Linked DNA regions of Homo sapiens: region 1 is linked to region 2. Evidence: read pairs that join two places in POLR2A ChIA-PET (ENCODE). Cell type or tissue: GM12878. All regions are shown on one strand.

Region 1 (8,000 bases), 130 kb before region 2:
CAAATGTGGTCAGGAAAGATACTAAATGCTACTATTTGTAGAAAGAATATGCATTTGTTTTTCTCTTGACGGTTCACTTAAGTTCTTTCCAAATAAACAAGCTGTGGTTGATAGTGATAGGTAACACTTCAAGGGTAGCAACTTTTTGTACTCATCCGTTCCTTTGACTTTGGAAGACGTGGCACATGCCCCGGGGGAGAAAAAGCAAGTCAACACTTTAGTTTTTAAACTTGCACTGTTAAAGCACTTTCAAAATAGTAATAGTTGAGCTTCATCTCAGACATGAATGTCTTTCTCAGTCTATTCCCCAGGACCCCTCTTATCCCGCTTCAGGTCCCGGTCAATGCGGTGCGCTTTCCGAAATGGGGCCGCAGAGTTGCCGGCGGAGACCAGTAGGTGGGAGGCTCCACGCACACTCCCCGACTCGGCCGGGACGCGGCTCCCGGACTCCGCGCAGGGCGCCAAGATCGCCGCCCCGCTCCCTTCCCCCGGCCTCCCCACCAATCCCAGTTTGAAAGAAAACTTCACGCGGCCGAAATGAACGTCACCTCACCGCTCCAAGCCTCCAGCCGGCAGAAAACGTGAGATTTATTATGACACGGGGAGGGGAGATGGGGGTCGCCGTGGCACACTCGGAAGCGGGTTACCTGGCCCCCGTCGGGGGCGGGGTCCGCAGTCCGGGGACCAACGGGCTGGGGGCGACGCGGCCGGGCGCGCGGGTGGGCGCGAGGGAGTGCGCGCGTCGCGGAGCCTCCGGGGCAGCACTTGTCCTGTAATCGATTGCCGAGCGCGCCGAGCGGCTTAGCGCGCAGACACGCGCACACGCGCCCGCCAGCCCGCGCGCGCGCGCACACGCGCTCTCATACACACACGCACAGGCGCTCGGGCCCCGCACACACGCACGCGCGCGCACGCACGTCCGCTCGCCCGCGCCCGGGGCTCCGCTGCCCGCCGCCAGCCGCCCGCCGCCGCCGCCGCCGCAGCCGCCGCCAGCCCGCCCTCCGCCCGCGGGCGTCTGCGCGAGCCCGGCCGGCGGGGGAGATGTGCTCGGGCTCCACCGGATCGGTTTCTCGGGGTTTGACCAGCTGTCCCGGGCTAACCCTGCTCCTCGCTGAAGATGGAGGAAGTAAAAACAGGATTACCCTTAGCTACAGATCCACTGCCTTAGTTTCCACCACCAACTGCAGTGCACAAACACACGTTAGGCACAGGAAAGAAAGAAAGACAGAGGACACATTAACAGTAAACACAAACAAAAGGGTGATGGGATTATTTTACTGCATGCACTGCTGAGGTAAATCTCCGCTTGGCTTTTGCGTGGTGAAGAACAGCTCTTGTTTTGTCTTCTGATTCATAGATTATATATAAATATGTGTATGATTTGCAAAGGGGGGAGTGTTTTCAAAGTTAAGTGTAATTATATAGCATCTCGTTTTGCACTGTGATGTGATCAAATGACTTGTTGCTGTTAACCAGTAATAATAATAATAATATAGGTATTTTTCTCTGGGAGGGATGGATTGTGGTTCTGATTAGGGTAATGATTTTTGTAAAGGACGCTCAGGGAATCGGGTTGAAGATGATGTCCTCTGCCTTAATTTATCGTCCCCTCCTTGTAATCTGTTTCTGGGATGTTAATCGATTAATCAGTTCTCATCTCTATAGCTGTCATGAATTTGGACTTGTTTTGCTTTGTTTTAACTTGAATTCCAAGAAGAAAGATTGGGTAGGCTGGAATAAATTGAAGCTGTCCAGATAGAAGGTAATATCCAGATCCTGTTGGAATTAAAAAAAAAAAAAAACCAAAAACCCTGGTATGACACATGTAAACAGGCAGCAGTTAAATCACTTTGACAGGTTCTAGTATGGGCGAAAGAGATGGAATTAAGATTTATTTATTTTTTTTCTTTTTTGCCAAGGGCCAAAAACAGTCCTGTGAAGTTGGCCTGGGTTCCTAGCTGGGTTCTGCCTGACTGTCCCTCCCCTCTACCCGCCCCCCCCCCCTTTTCTTTCAGTTTTCTTGTCTTAGCTTTTGGTCGATTCTTAAGGAACCGGTGGATCAAGTTTTTTCTCTTGTTAATCGCATTGCTATAGCACTGACTGACCTCTCTCTCTCTCTTTTTTTTCCTCTTTCCTGAAAGTACGTGGTGCCATTCCTGAGTGACTTTTCCTACTAGACCATCCCTAAGGGACGAGGGGGAGGGGTGGAAGGAGGAGGAGGAGGAGGACGAGGAGGAGGAGGAGGAGGAGGGGGGTGTTCTTCTCTCTCATTTCTTGGTTTTGTTTATCAGCCGATCTGTTTGCTGGATTTGGGCTTGGAATGACCCACCTGTAAAGTGCTTTTCCTTCCTCCTCCCCTTGAACTCTGCAGGGGGCTTGGCTTGGAGGGGGCAAGGGAGGGAAAGAGAGAAGGGGGAAACACAAAAAACTTCTTTCTTTCTCCCTCCGTTTATCTTCAGCCCGACATTGTCACCTCCTCTTTGAGGGGTTAGAAGAAGCTGAGATCTCCCGACAGAGCTGGAAATGGTGATGAATCTTTTTTAATCAAAGGACAATTTCTTTTGTATGTACATTTCGTTTCTCTTTCTCCTTTTTCTTTTTCCTTCTTTCCTTCTCTGAGGGTTAATAACCATTTCATTGATGGGGCAGCCTTCTTTCGCTTCTCCCTGACGTTTCTTTCTTTTTAATATGTGTGTGTTAAATGTGTACATTTTTAAAGAGATAAGCTCATTTGTAAAATATCCGAAGAAACTGCTCCTCTTTTAAACTTTACGGATCTCTTTCTTTAAAGCCTTATGTAATCATAATTTAAAAGAATGTGATAACAGTACAGCAGGTTGAAATTTAAGTGCTATGTAGTGACTGAGTTGGGAATTTGATCTGATTATTCCATAAAGAAAGAAATAAAAGTTTTTTTTTGGGGGGGGGGTAAGGGAGTGTGGTGGTGAAGAAGGGGAGGGGAGGGAGAAGGGAAGTGGTTTTGGAGACAAGAAGTGAAGCTGCCTGTTTTCCAGTAAGTAATGGAGAAATTCCAGGAGCCAGGGCTAAATATACTTGGCGATCAATACAGAAATGGCTCATTGTGAATAATTTAGCTGCTGGTGCAGTGAGAGTTTTGAAACTAAAGGCAAAAAGGACCAAGGCCAAAGGGGGAAAAAAAAGTAAAAATCTTCTCAGGACTTGTCAATTCTTAAACTTTTTTCCCCACAGAATACAGTTAGATTATCGATCTTTTCATTATGTGAATCAAAGCTAGGGGGTGTCATCTCATACAGTTTACTTTTGTTTCTGAGAATTATGTTCTGTTGTGTGGCGTTTGTGCATGAGAATAATTGCCCAAAGTTTTTTTTTTTTTTAAATGATTCTCTCTAGCACAACCAAAGTTTATGAAATTTTCAAAATCAGACTGTATTAAGTAGGCTTGGCATTTGTGTCCAAGCATGGTCTGGCAGGAAATTAAGGTTACATTGAACAGGTGCTTACACAGAACTTGGGGTAGGTTAAAATGTCAATACAAGTCAGGGAGTTGGCCAACTGCTGTAGAAATCTTCAAGACACCGTTGGGCACTAAGTTTTTTGTTTTGTTTTGTTTTCTTATGTTTGTTTGTCCTCCCCCTCCCTATTAGAACATGATGAACCAACTTGCAACAATTGTGAATAGAGCTATCTGTATACTGGGGAAGTCCTCAAACTGCAGTGTGATTGTGGGAAGTAGTGAATGGTAAAACACTTAAATCCCAGTTAAAGCTGACACATTTGAGCTATACCCCCTATTTTTTCTTAAACCCAATAAATTTTGATTAAGAGAGTCATTCCCTTTTTGCTCTAGCCCATCTCACAGCACACTTATCTTTCCTATCCTATCTCCAGCAGGAATCAGATCATTTGCAGAAAGAGTTCAGTGACTTGCAAATGAGCACATACAGTACACTGTGTATGTTTCTGGGCACAGGTGGCAGCAGCAACATGGACTAACTGCTTGGAGCTTCAAATAAGTTAAGAATTTAATGGCAGATACTGAAAGGAATCATTGTATTAAGGGTATAATCTTTTGTTTTGCAGCATTGCACTTTGACTATGGAAACAGAGGCTATTGATGGCTATATAACGTGTAAGTATTAGTTTTCATTGATTTGTTATTGGTAATAAAGTTGCCTTTGTATTACCTGTGTTTTAATTCCTGGATTATGAAACTTTATTGAGAATTCTGTACTCTTTTTTCTCTCTGTTCACAATTTCACCTTTGAATGAGTTTGAGAAAATGACAGCACTGAAGTGAAATAAGAAGGAAATATAGAAACATACTAAGTTAAGTAGTGTACTTAAATCAATAGTAGCTAGCAGTTCAACACTTTCCTACTTTTTATAATTTACTTTGTTGTAAGTTGAGAATAGGCCAGGTTTCATATATGTCTATTAATATGGTGTGTACTAAATATTTACTTCTCTGTAACCTAATTTTTCAGACATATTATGTGAAAGAGAATTAGCTTTCCTAACTTGACATTTCTTTAGCTACCTGTCTTTTCCATCCTCTCTCTGATAGCCAGCATTTTGGAAAATGCTCATTATAAATTCTGTGTGCTTAACAATTAAATTAGATGTTAAAAGAAAAGTTATTTCTTTCAACTGAAAGATACTTTAGAAATCAACAACTTATGTATTGAGATAATAAAGTTTTGTTAATTTTTTTTATTGTGGGTTGATTATGGCTTCTCATCATTTCATTCAACTGTATATTTCTAAATGATATTTCCTTATAGTTTCTAAGGGAAAAATGTATTACCTTACAGTTTGAAGGCTATGCATGCCATTGCGTGTATAAAGCAAAGTTAGTAATTACATCTTATGTGACAATGAATAGAAACCAAAAGATTATATTTTGTGAAAGCAGGTGACAATGAGCTTTCACCCGAAAGGGAGCACTCCAATATGGCAATTGACCTCACCTCAAGCACACCCAATGGACAGCATGCCTCACCAAGTCACATGACAAGCAGTAAGTCTTCATTTTATGATTTTTTTTTGTGTGTGTGTGTCTCTCCAGCAACAGACTTTAATTTGTTAGGTCTGTGGGGTCCTCTCACATTGTGGTATAGCTACTGTTATAGATTTTGCTAAAGAAAGAACAACACAGATTTATTCCTGTTCATTCTAGTATTATAAAACATGAGCCTGCTTACTAGTCTGAACTATCCCAAGGTGGCATTTGGGAGCTGGTGCTTACCTGTATCAGGTAAGAAAGGTTAGAATTTGCTGGTTGTTGTTTTGACTTGCCAGGTTTATGACTGGATTTTTTGTTGTTGTTGGGTAAAAAATGTGGAAACGTCACTTCCAAAGGACTCTTCACAGTTAAAAAATGAAATAATTTTATGTTGCCTTGGTAGAAAGCTAAACCGTCAGTGATAAAATTACAGTGTTACTTGCTTTTAAAAAATGTGAAAGTTTCTTCTCCAAAGCATTGGAAGTGAAGTGTAATTGAAAATTTATAGAACTCATTTATATCCATTTCTGTAGCAAAGTTGAAAGGCTTTTGTCCAGAGAAGAACTGATAAAATTTGGAAAGATGTTTTGAATTTGTAGGAAAAGACAGTTTTGGCTACTGTTTTTGATAAAGGGTCATTTACTGATGTAATATACATTGTTTTTATGTAATAAGATGCAACTTACATGCTGTCAGTGACAGAAGACAAAATACTTTATTAAGAATATGGTTGCTTTTTTCTTAATTATAATATTTTATCAGTTTAGTTATCAAGTGCAAGTGCTTTATTACTCTTACTCAAAAGTAATTTGAAATCTTGTTTTCTTTATACTTTAGATTTATATTTTATTCTTACATGTTATAGAAAGGACATTGGACTTACATGTAAATATAATTAAATTTACAAGTTTTCTGTTTTGGCAATATGTGAAGGAAAGGCATTCTCTTTCCTTCCCCCCCCCCGAAGATTTAATAACTAAGAAAAGTGAATCATGTACTTAATTATGAGCATATTTGTAAATGTATTCTGACTATCCAGAGAGAGCAACTTTTTCTTTTTACTTCTAACAGCTCTCGAAACTGTAAGTTATTATAAAACTGCAAGCTTAGTAATTAGTAAATACTACTGAAATTTAAGCAATTTATATAGAATACCATTGAATACATTTTGCAATTTATTAACTTTAAGTAATTTTAGCTATTGACTTGAAATTATGATTGAGTTTGAATTTGCTTTATTTATTTAAAAGTTGTAATTCTTTTAAGTAATGAGCACTTCCTAAGAAAATTTAATTATAGAAGCAGTCCTTACAATTCCCGTATCATTTAGAAAGAAAAAACTAGTAAAGTTAGCAGGTGAATGTATACTAAATTATCATACTAATCTCATAATGAATCTTTTGCATTCATGTTTTTTGCTAGTTGATTTGATAAAAAATATACTATGACTACAATTTAGGCAATAGAATTTTTACATTTCAATATACTAGTTATTTGGTGTAATGTTTTTATTTCTCAGATAACTCACACAATTTCCTAAAGAGTAAAAAGAGATAATATGTAGTTTCTATTAGTTAGCTATTGGCTTTAGAAACATTGCATGTATAGGGTAGGGAGTAACTGTTAATCAGAGACTTGACTGTCATCCCCTAGACACAACCACAGGAAAATGCTTGTCAAGTGGTTAATTGGCTGCTTTATTTCTGAATTTGATTCTGGTTTTGCAAGTACTTGCTTCAGAAAGGCAGTTCACTCATCTTTTTAAATAAACAGTGCAGAGTGTAGGCATGATCAATTTGAACAAATAAGAACTGTGCTTTTGACATTTGAGCTTTTCTCACCCAACAACAGTAAACTTATGTTTGGTAGAGAGTTTTTTAACTTACTAGCCTGTGGCAATTCCATGTTAGTACAGGTTTTGGCTAAGATGCACGTGTTTTCAGGTTCTTTTCCAAAGAGTTGCAGGTTAAATATTTTGGCTCTCACTTCAGAGCTGTCTCTTGCATCCTTTATGTAGCCTCTATTTACAGTATCTAGGTTACCCACTTAGGTGTTAGATGGAGAAGATACCCATTTTTCCTCTCTGTTAGATCTAGGAGAATATCAGCATTTTAGATTGCCAAAGCAAATAGTGATAGAGAGGAACTCTCGTCTATTAATTAGAACAAGAGACCTAGAATTGGTCACTCTGATGTTTTTCTGTGACTTGGAATAATTTTTTGTGTGCATCTGGCCTGTCAAATCACTTGTGTCTGAGATCACCGGTTTTCCTAAATCCCTTTACATGCATTGTTGACTTTGTTTAATGAAAAGAACTTATTTATTTTCTGCATTTTTTAATATCTTCAAATATACTTCCTGGAGGGTGCCTGCTTCCAAAAACAGAATTGCAATTTTGATTGAAAGTGTTAAAGCTAAAAGTAAATGTGAAAACCTTTAAGACAGTTTCTAGTAGCAGGAAGGAGAGGATGGGAATATATGTGTAAGGAGGAAAAAAGTTATTTTTAAACAGTTAAAAAAATAAAATAAGTAAATTTTTTTTTTTTTTTTAGTAAAACAGCTAACATTCTGGCCAGAAAAGTATCAATAAGGCATGAGAGCTCACTTATTTTGGCTTTAGGAAGGTGGTCAGTACTACTGTAAGGTCCCAGCATTTGTTTAAGCTATTTGGTAACTCTTCTAAGATGAAGGGTTTCTGTGCAACTTGCTGCCAGCTATTGTATAAAAATAATGACGGCAGCTATCATTATTTGACAGTGCTAGAATAGAGCACTGGTGACTTGGGAGGGAGAGAACTAAAAATGTTATAATGCCTGACAGTTTTTGGTTTTAAAATTTAGCATCTAAGATAAACTTAAGAAGAAGTAAGAGGTATTAGTGATCCTAACATTTTATAATGACTACTTCCTATGGTTTTGAATGAATTTTCTTAGAGAACTTTAAACTTTTTCTTCTGGAATGAGGATGTCTTTGTTAAGAAGATGGACATTGTTGCCTGAGATCATTAGTGTACATA
Region 2 (8,000 bases):
CATTTGAGAACATTAAATAACTGAATAACAGTAAATGTGCTATTCCCTATAAATTTGTTATTTACCAGCAGTAACTTAAGCATTAGAAGTTTCATTTGCTGACCAAATACACTGTTACTATTTAAATTGATGGATTTAAGGGTAAATTGAGGCTGGAAGCTGATGGAAGCTTGGGGGAATACCAAATCTTCCCCAAAACACCTTATGGCATTGCTACTAGTTTTTCTATATTATATTCTCCCATTGCAGTTCTGACATTTGATGGCGTTATGCATTTCCAACTTTATTTATTATTTTTGCATTCCTAGTTATTTATGGAATTCTGTATTGCATACATACTCCTAAAAGACTATATGGTAATAGGGAGGTAAAATGTAAATAAATTATTATAATCAACATTGAATTATCTGTTGGCAGATTGAACTTTTAGAGAATCAAATGCTAACGAAAAATTTAAACAAGTATATTTTGAGAGAAGCAAAGATATGTCCCCTAAACAACTGGGGCCTCAGTCTTACCCCCTATTCCCCAGATTGCTTAGCCCTCCGTAGGCACAGGCCCTTTACAGGTGGTGCTGAAGCTGGAACCAAGTGGGGGAAAGTGGGAAAGGGGTAGGGGCACTGGGTAGGTAGAGCAGAGGGTAAAACCAAAGAGGAGAAGGGATTGAGGGTAGCTTCTGATACCATTTATAGAAACAAATATTCTTAAATACTGGATATCATTTTAACCACATAAGTTTACATTCATGCCATTTCATACCATACTTTTTCTGGGTTTGTTATAACAATAATTTGAGATTATCCTTAATCTCCTCTATCTGTTGTTAACATGCCTAATGGGAAATTGGCCATACGAGGTAGGAGTTGATAAATACTGTAAGAGAAAAACATGGTTCTGTAAAATGCTGCTAGAGTTCATCATTAACATACGTCTCATATAAATAGCTTGGCATATGTCTCTTTTTAAACAGAACCATGATGAAACTTATATCTATTCCCTTCTCTTGCTGTATGTTATTTATTTGTTTTCCTTTTTTGTGGTAGATATGAGAGTTGCTGTCATTTTGGTTGCCATTAGCTCCATGAAATGATTTAACTATTACTTGTTTTTAAAAAATATCTGACATAGTTATATTTCCTAGTCTTTCTTTTCTAAAACATGTTTTTCCCTGTGTTGTTCTTCTAGTATGGAATTTTTTAAAGGAAAAGAGGCATTTTCACTTTACTCAGAAAACATTTATCAAGAGCTTACTATGTGCCAAGTTATATAGAACATTCTGGGGTATAAAAATAAATGGACCCAGTCTTTTAATACACTTACTTTATAGTCTGGTAGGAAATACATACTTTAAAAAAATAAAATAAAATGAAACAAAAGCTCTAATAAGGATGCATACACAGTTCTCTGGGAACATAGATGTAGAATTAACCTAACTCTGGAAAAGTCAAGAGAGGCTTCTTACATGCAGGAGTGTTCAATCCAAACATGAGGGATGAGTAAAAATTGCATATATCAGGCAGGATACAGAGAATGTATATTCAAGGAGAAAAAGAGGCTTGGAGATATAAAAGATAATTAACAGCTTCCCTGATGTTGAGTGTAACTGCAGTTTAAGGAGTGGTAGGAAATGAAGCTTCTGAATTAGTAGGTTGTGATGCAAAGACAGAGTCTTCTCTGCTAAGCTAGTGTTTGAATTTCATTGTGTAACTGATGGGGGGCCACTAGGGTAACCAAATTTGTTATTAATGAGGTAATCAAATCAAGAAAAATGTCTCCAATGAGGATACATGATAAATGCCTACCTGGGGCAGGGGGTATGGTGTGAGGAGAGACTGGAAATGACAATGCCAAAAAGAAAAAGATGAAGAGGCAACTGCAGAAGAGAACAAGGTGAAATATTGAAGACATATTTAGGAGGTAGAATAAAATGGTCTTAGAAAAGTTGATTGAGTTTGAGGAAAAAGGAGGAATATCATGACTCATAGTTTTGGAAATAATAATTGAGTTTTATGACAGATTATTTATATAATTAAATTATTTAATTGGGTTTGATGAGCTTATTTATTTTATTGGGTTTTAGGGCAGATTATTTATCTTATTTAATTAGGTTTTATGGCAGATTATCTTGTTCAATATTATCTTTATGTTGCTTTTTCAAGTCTGCTTAGCTTGAAGGAAAAGCTTTAAAATCAAACTATGTTATTACCTGTTTTACCTAAACCTAAAGACAAAAATGAAAGTGCAAAGCAGAAGGATAGCCAGCTTAAAATCTATATATATTGTTAGGTTTATGCTTTGAATTGTTTAGGAAAGGGAGGTTCTTTTTCACAGTATAGAGGCATTATTGGGCACCCCCAAACTTTGGAATAAGCTTTTTTGACTTATTTCTATTGGGTGACATCATTCAGTGAACATCCATTGAATATTATATCTCTCTTGTATCATAAAAGGTATTAGAGACACAAATACAACAGAATGCAACCCCTGAGGTTATTTACCAGCTATTGGAAGATAGACCAGTAAAACAACAATTATAGTACTATGTGATAAGCATTATGGAGACAGAGAGGACATACCTAAATCAGCAGAACATCCAAGAGGAATTTCCCGGGATTGAGCTTAGTTTTAAAAAGCAAAAATGTGAACTAATAAATGGAGAAGGGTGTTTCCTGCAGAAAGAACAACATATGTGAACAACTACCAATGTAGCATCTAAAACACTTGGGGTACCTCCATGTGTGTTTGTAAAGAGATGTGGTAGGGAGGAGGAGAGGCAGAAGACTGGATGAAAGGAAGAAATCTAGGATTTTCCACAGGTGACCAGCATGGCTGATGGAGTAAATAGTAGTGTCATTCAGTGATATGGTAATTAGTAGTGTCATTCAGTGATATGGTAATTAGGAAAATAGAAGAAAGAAAGGTAAATGGAGATTTTACTTCTTTTACTATATTCTTTTATGTCTCCATGAAATAGGCAAATAAAACTGTCTAGGAAGATGTTAAATATATAGATCTCAAGCTCTTGAGAGGGGTCTGAGTAGGAAACAAAGATGCAGGATCCATCATAATTTATGTAGTGGCCCAACGTAGTAGTTTTTAATAAGGCAATACGGATAAGTACAGAGTGAGACATCAAGAAGGCCAAGAACACACTAGCAGGAAAAAAATTTCATGAAGATGAGTAAGAGCAGAGTAGGAACATGGAAAGAGTGATTTCACAGAAGCCAAAGCAAGTGTCAGCACTGCCAAATGCTGTCAAGAAAATAACTAAGATAACTGTAAAGTTTTTTTTTTAGATCGGGTAACACGGAGAAAATTTGCAACAATATAGAAGACATCTGTTGTTTTTGCCTGCCTGACATCCCTTCCTCCTTCTCTTGATAACAAGAGTGCCCATTTACCTTTAGAGAACTTTCCTGTTGCATGTAGCTGTGGTGGGACCCTCAGTCCAGGTACTCTGCCCTCTCCTGCTCAGGAGCTAGACATGTGATCTAACCTAGGTCCCTCAGACTTGGAATTTGAATTTGGGTGAACTGTTTGGTTTTTCAAAAGAATACATTGGGAATACACTTATGGTTTTGCCGTTATGGTTATCAACGTGATGAAACAGTGATCTAATGGAATTATGTTTTTATCTTGGTTATAACCTCAAATATAAGGTCAAAGAGGATGTTTGGTTATAAAGTTTGTTCAAACAGGGGAAGTTACCTTATTGGTATATCTTTAGCCCAGATTAATGTCTATGTGATTAATGCATTATTGAGATATCTAGAGAATTTGTTTTATGTTTCTAGCAATGTATACACAGAAATATTTTGATGAGTTGCACCCAGATCCATGAAGCAAAACAAAATCAGATTGGTTACATAATTAAGGAAAAATGTATCAGGTCTTTACCCAATGGCAGACCTTACAAATATGTCTGACTGGTTTACAAAAAGTCAATGCTCAAAATACCTCTACAAAGAGTAGTATAGCGTAATGGTTGAGCCAGGCTCTGGAGCCAGACTCCTAGTAGTAATAACATTCTCTACTAACTAGATGTAAACCCTGAGGAAATTACTTAACATCTCTGGGTCTTTCTGTTCTCATCTGTACAGTGAAGATGGTATTACACCTATTTCATGGAGTTTCTGGATGAATTAAATTAATTATTAAATGCAAAGCCTTAAAACAGCACACAGCACATAGTATACGTCAGTTATTATTATTGCCGATGTGGTAGAAACAAGATCAATTTTTGACATGAAAAGGGCTATTGTAAAGTAGAAATTAGATCAGAACTCTGCCAAAATCATCATTTTCAGTTCACATGAGCTTCATTGAACTCGGGACAAATCATCTGAATTGAGGTGGATGTGGTGTGGGACAGTTCCCACACCCAGGTTTCGTTTTGAGTGTTAAATGCGTTCAAATATGAAAATTCAGGGTGAAACTTAGAGCAAAACTGCCAGGTTTTGGACTACTCATTTCAGAACAAATTAGCATATTTAATTTTGGGGGCAAACCCGTTAACCAGTTTTGCTAGTTTTTTAGCAAAATTTACAACAACATTTTTTTTTTCTTGCCAAATTCTTTCATTTTGGATCTTGGTCTGACATATTTTCATCTTTGGTCCATACTTGGACTGCTTTTTAGTTTTATTGTTATTTCTAATAATGTAGTAAGTGCTTGTAAATCCATCATCCAAACAAAAAGTTAAGATTTTGACCACAATTTGTATCTCATTACCTGGTTCTCCACCACACCACCACCACTGTGCCATTCTTCTGACTCCCCTTACGTGAATTGGTCATCCTTGAATGTTTTTGAAATTCTTTGCTTTTTTGTTGACTCTTTTACTTTTGTGTCACTTTTTTAGTTGTTACTAAAAGAGAATATAATGTTTTATACATAATATCTTGGGACATACTTTTTCAATGTGATAACATCATTAATGATATAGTGCAGACAATGATCTGTTTCCTTGTTCCTCAGTCTCACCTTGAAACTTTTTTCCAAATTAACATCTAATAATTGCACAATCCCTTGCTATTCATAGCCAGAGGACTTCTTATTAAATGTAGATTACAATTCAATTTTTTTGACCCATCTATAGGTTAATCAAAACTTGGATGGAATGTTGATTTCTTTAAACATGTCCAAATCATGAAAACATTTTTTCACACTATGTTTCATTTTCTTCAAAATTGGTAACCTATTGGTTATTAAATACATCAACTGAATTGTGCACTGAATTTTCCTACCTTTCATCTCTTGCTTTCTCACTTATTTTTGTGTCTGCCAAGAGGATCCCCTTATAAATGAGACTACATTTTTTTGTACACAGTGGGACTATCTTATACAAATGAAAGGATCAGAGTAAATCATTTTTACAGGGCATACTGAACAAGTAAAGTTATTCTAAGAAATGAAAGCTTTAGGTTTCCAAACAGTACTGGCACAAGTGCAACTGGAGAAAGCAACAATAAACAACAAGTAATAAGTTATGTTCTTTCCTGAGAACACTGTTTTTAATCAACTGATTCGCCTTGTCTGAGTTGTTACCCTATCCTTAATTAAACATCCTTGGGCAGTATTTCTACTCAAAAAACAACTGTTTTAAGTTCTTTGTCTGCACTATGAATGTCAGTGTCTAAGGGCTAACAGATTAGTCCATAGCAACTTAGAAAAAAGGGATGAATAGGGAACAGCATTGGAGAGTATATGTCAAATGAATTAGGGCAGTAGTTTAGTGAGCCAATGTGCCAATTTAGAAATGGATTCTTCTTCCTGCTGAAGAGCTCTTTTTAAAATAAATTACAATCATAAAGCTGCCACAGTTTACTGTGCATAGACATGTTCAGAATTGGCTCTTCTTCATGAGGGCTGCTTGGTGCAGGTATTTAAGCTACTGCCAATAAGGCTAACAGCTCATCAAATAGAAAATACGCTGCAGGAAAATACATGGGTTAAGAAAAACAGTTAAATACCGTGCTGTTATTTTGTATGTCTGTTTAAGCTTTTCTCTCAAACAAGTTGACTTACTTAAATTGTTTTTTAAAAATAAACTCTAAAAGCCTTGAAAATAGTGCAGTCTTAAAAGTAGTATTGATTTTAGTCAATGCTAAAAACACTTTCAGGGGAATAAGATGAGAAACCACATGAACAAGTTTGCCACCAATAGTGGCAACAGTGTATGTATGTCATGGATTTAAGAGAGACTCAAATAAAAACAAATCCTCTGGTGTATATGTGTGTGTGCAAATTTAAAGAGTATACTTTCACACTAGAGGGTATTCTTTCTACTTGCTTCTACTGAAGCATACTAGCTTTTATAACACATATCGAGATGGCATATCCAGCTTTGTATCATCCAAAATGTTGAAGAAATTATCAGATTGCATTTTTCTATGGTTTTGTATAGTACCTCCTATGGAAGATTGTAAGGAACAAGAGCCTATTATGGACAACAATATTTCTCTGGTGCCTTTTGAGAGACCTGCTGTCATAGAGAAGCTCACGGGGAATATGGGAAAACGTAAAAGCTCCACTCCACAAAAGTTTGTGGGTAAGCATTACAAATGCTTTTGTTTCTTTGCAAGGTGATGTTAATAGGAAAAGGCAAGTTCCCATGTATTAGAAATATATATGGTGTGTTTCAGTTCATGAAATAAATACCCATCTCTTTTCTTCATTATTCTTTTTTACTCTCTGACATTCTGTGTACACCACACTTACACCAACACACACAAATACATATGAGAGATAAAGACTGATAGTGGTCACCATCTCAAAATATGATGATATATAAAGTGAAATAACATGTAAAATAGAAAATATTAATTTCTTTAAAAAATAGTCATACAGAAGAGAAACGGTCCAGCCTATTGGCCAGTTTTGTAATCTGTTTTAAAATTTTCATTAGTGTCAGGTTTTTAGCTGTTTTTTTTTTAACCTATTAACATTTATGCCTAGTGTCCCATTATTGGAACGCTAAGCATGTGGGAGTTATTTATATCCTACTGCTCAAGGTCATCGCCAAGGTCTGATTGCAAAAATTAAAACAAAATTTCAACCTCAGGCATAAATGGGTTAATTATTTTCGTATTTTATCTGGAATGAAGATAATTTTTCTTTTTTTCAAAATTCTGCATTGGAAAAATAATGCAGCAACCTACATTCAAGATGTTTCATATTTGGATCTTTATTTCATATTTTAATCTTTGTTTTTTCATCCAGCCTATGATTTTGAACTGAAAAGATTAAATATCATATATTTAGACTTTCCCTTTTCATTTCCGAACCCTTAGATATTCTTTGATACGCCCAATGTTGGCATCATTCTGGATGCATGCTGTAAGTCATAGATTGTCTCTGAGGATACAAAAAGCATGGACTTTTTAAAAGAAATATGAATAATAGAGATTCAATAAAAAGAATTGTTAAAGAATTGTTATTCATTGTATATATATCTATTAGGATAAAAATATTCAAACAGATTCTGACATTCTAGTGTCAGCATTGTGGGACATCCTGATTAAATGGTGATTGAGACAAAAATCTTTGCTTTGGTTATTTCAGGGAGGAGAGGATAACACAATTCCATTACTTCAATAAACACTTAAAGAAGGTTTCCTTTCAATCTGAAATTGAAGAACTAACACATCACCAAAATAGCACTCTAAGACTAGCTGGAGGGATTTATTGAGAACTCATTGAAAGAAGGCCTAAGGGTGACTATAAGGGCCATAGTTTATATTATGTCAGTTGAAGCCCCTGAGTTATACACAAAGGACTGCCTCAGGCCTTTGGTAACTTTTTTTCTGTTCTTGTGGGTAACTATGAAAAAAAAGAAATAAAGAGCCAGTTTACTTATTTTTAATATTGATTTTTTTGTTGGATGTCATTAAATGCTTAAATCTAACTAGACTCTAATGTAGTTGGAAAAAATAAAATATATTATTATTCTTTCTGTCTTCTGAATTTATATAGTCTACTCTTTGTAACGTTTTTTGTCA

The links. Peaks named below come from ENCODE experiments on the same cell type or tissue, not always from the same donor. Only the 100,000 strongest peaks of a DNase experiment are listed, where the experiment ranks them.
Region 1: POLR2A ChIA-PET joins it to region 2 with 11 read pairs; 6 of 35 experiments call an interaction of 5 or more read pairs at or near these places.

What each region holds. Positions count from the first base shown.
Region 1 is chr2:213,144,707-213,152,706 of GRCh38, reverse strand. IKZF2 (IKAROS family zinc finger 2) reads left to right here and starts at 1,095. Exons shown (of 9, transcript NM_001387220.1): 1 at 1,095-1,294; 2 at 2,460-2,563; 3 at 4,063-4,111; 4 at 4,895-4,999. The coding sequence starts at 4,078. RefSeq lists silencers at 505-864, 945-1,004 and enhancers at 3,371-3,470, 5,172-5,221. In GM12878, a CTCF peak has its summit at 388; DNase peaks (open chromatin) are centred at 115, 825, 1,156 and 4,940; H3K4me3 peaks cover 6,925 bases; H3K27ac peaks cover 5,842 bases.
Region 2 is chr2:213,012,341-213,020,340 of GRCh38, reverse strand. It overlaps IKZF2 (IKAROS family zinc finger 2), which reads left to right. Exons shown (of 9, transcript NM_001387220.1): 8 at 6,407-6,550. Among named protein-coding and RNA genes, the nearest start is that of MIR4776-2, 90 kb to the right of the region's middle. In GM12878, no CTCF peak of the experiment used is centred here; a DNase peak (open chromatin) is centred at 4,380; H3K4me3 peaks cover 6,302 bases; H3K27ac peaks cover 6,622 bases.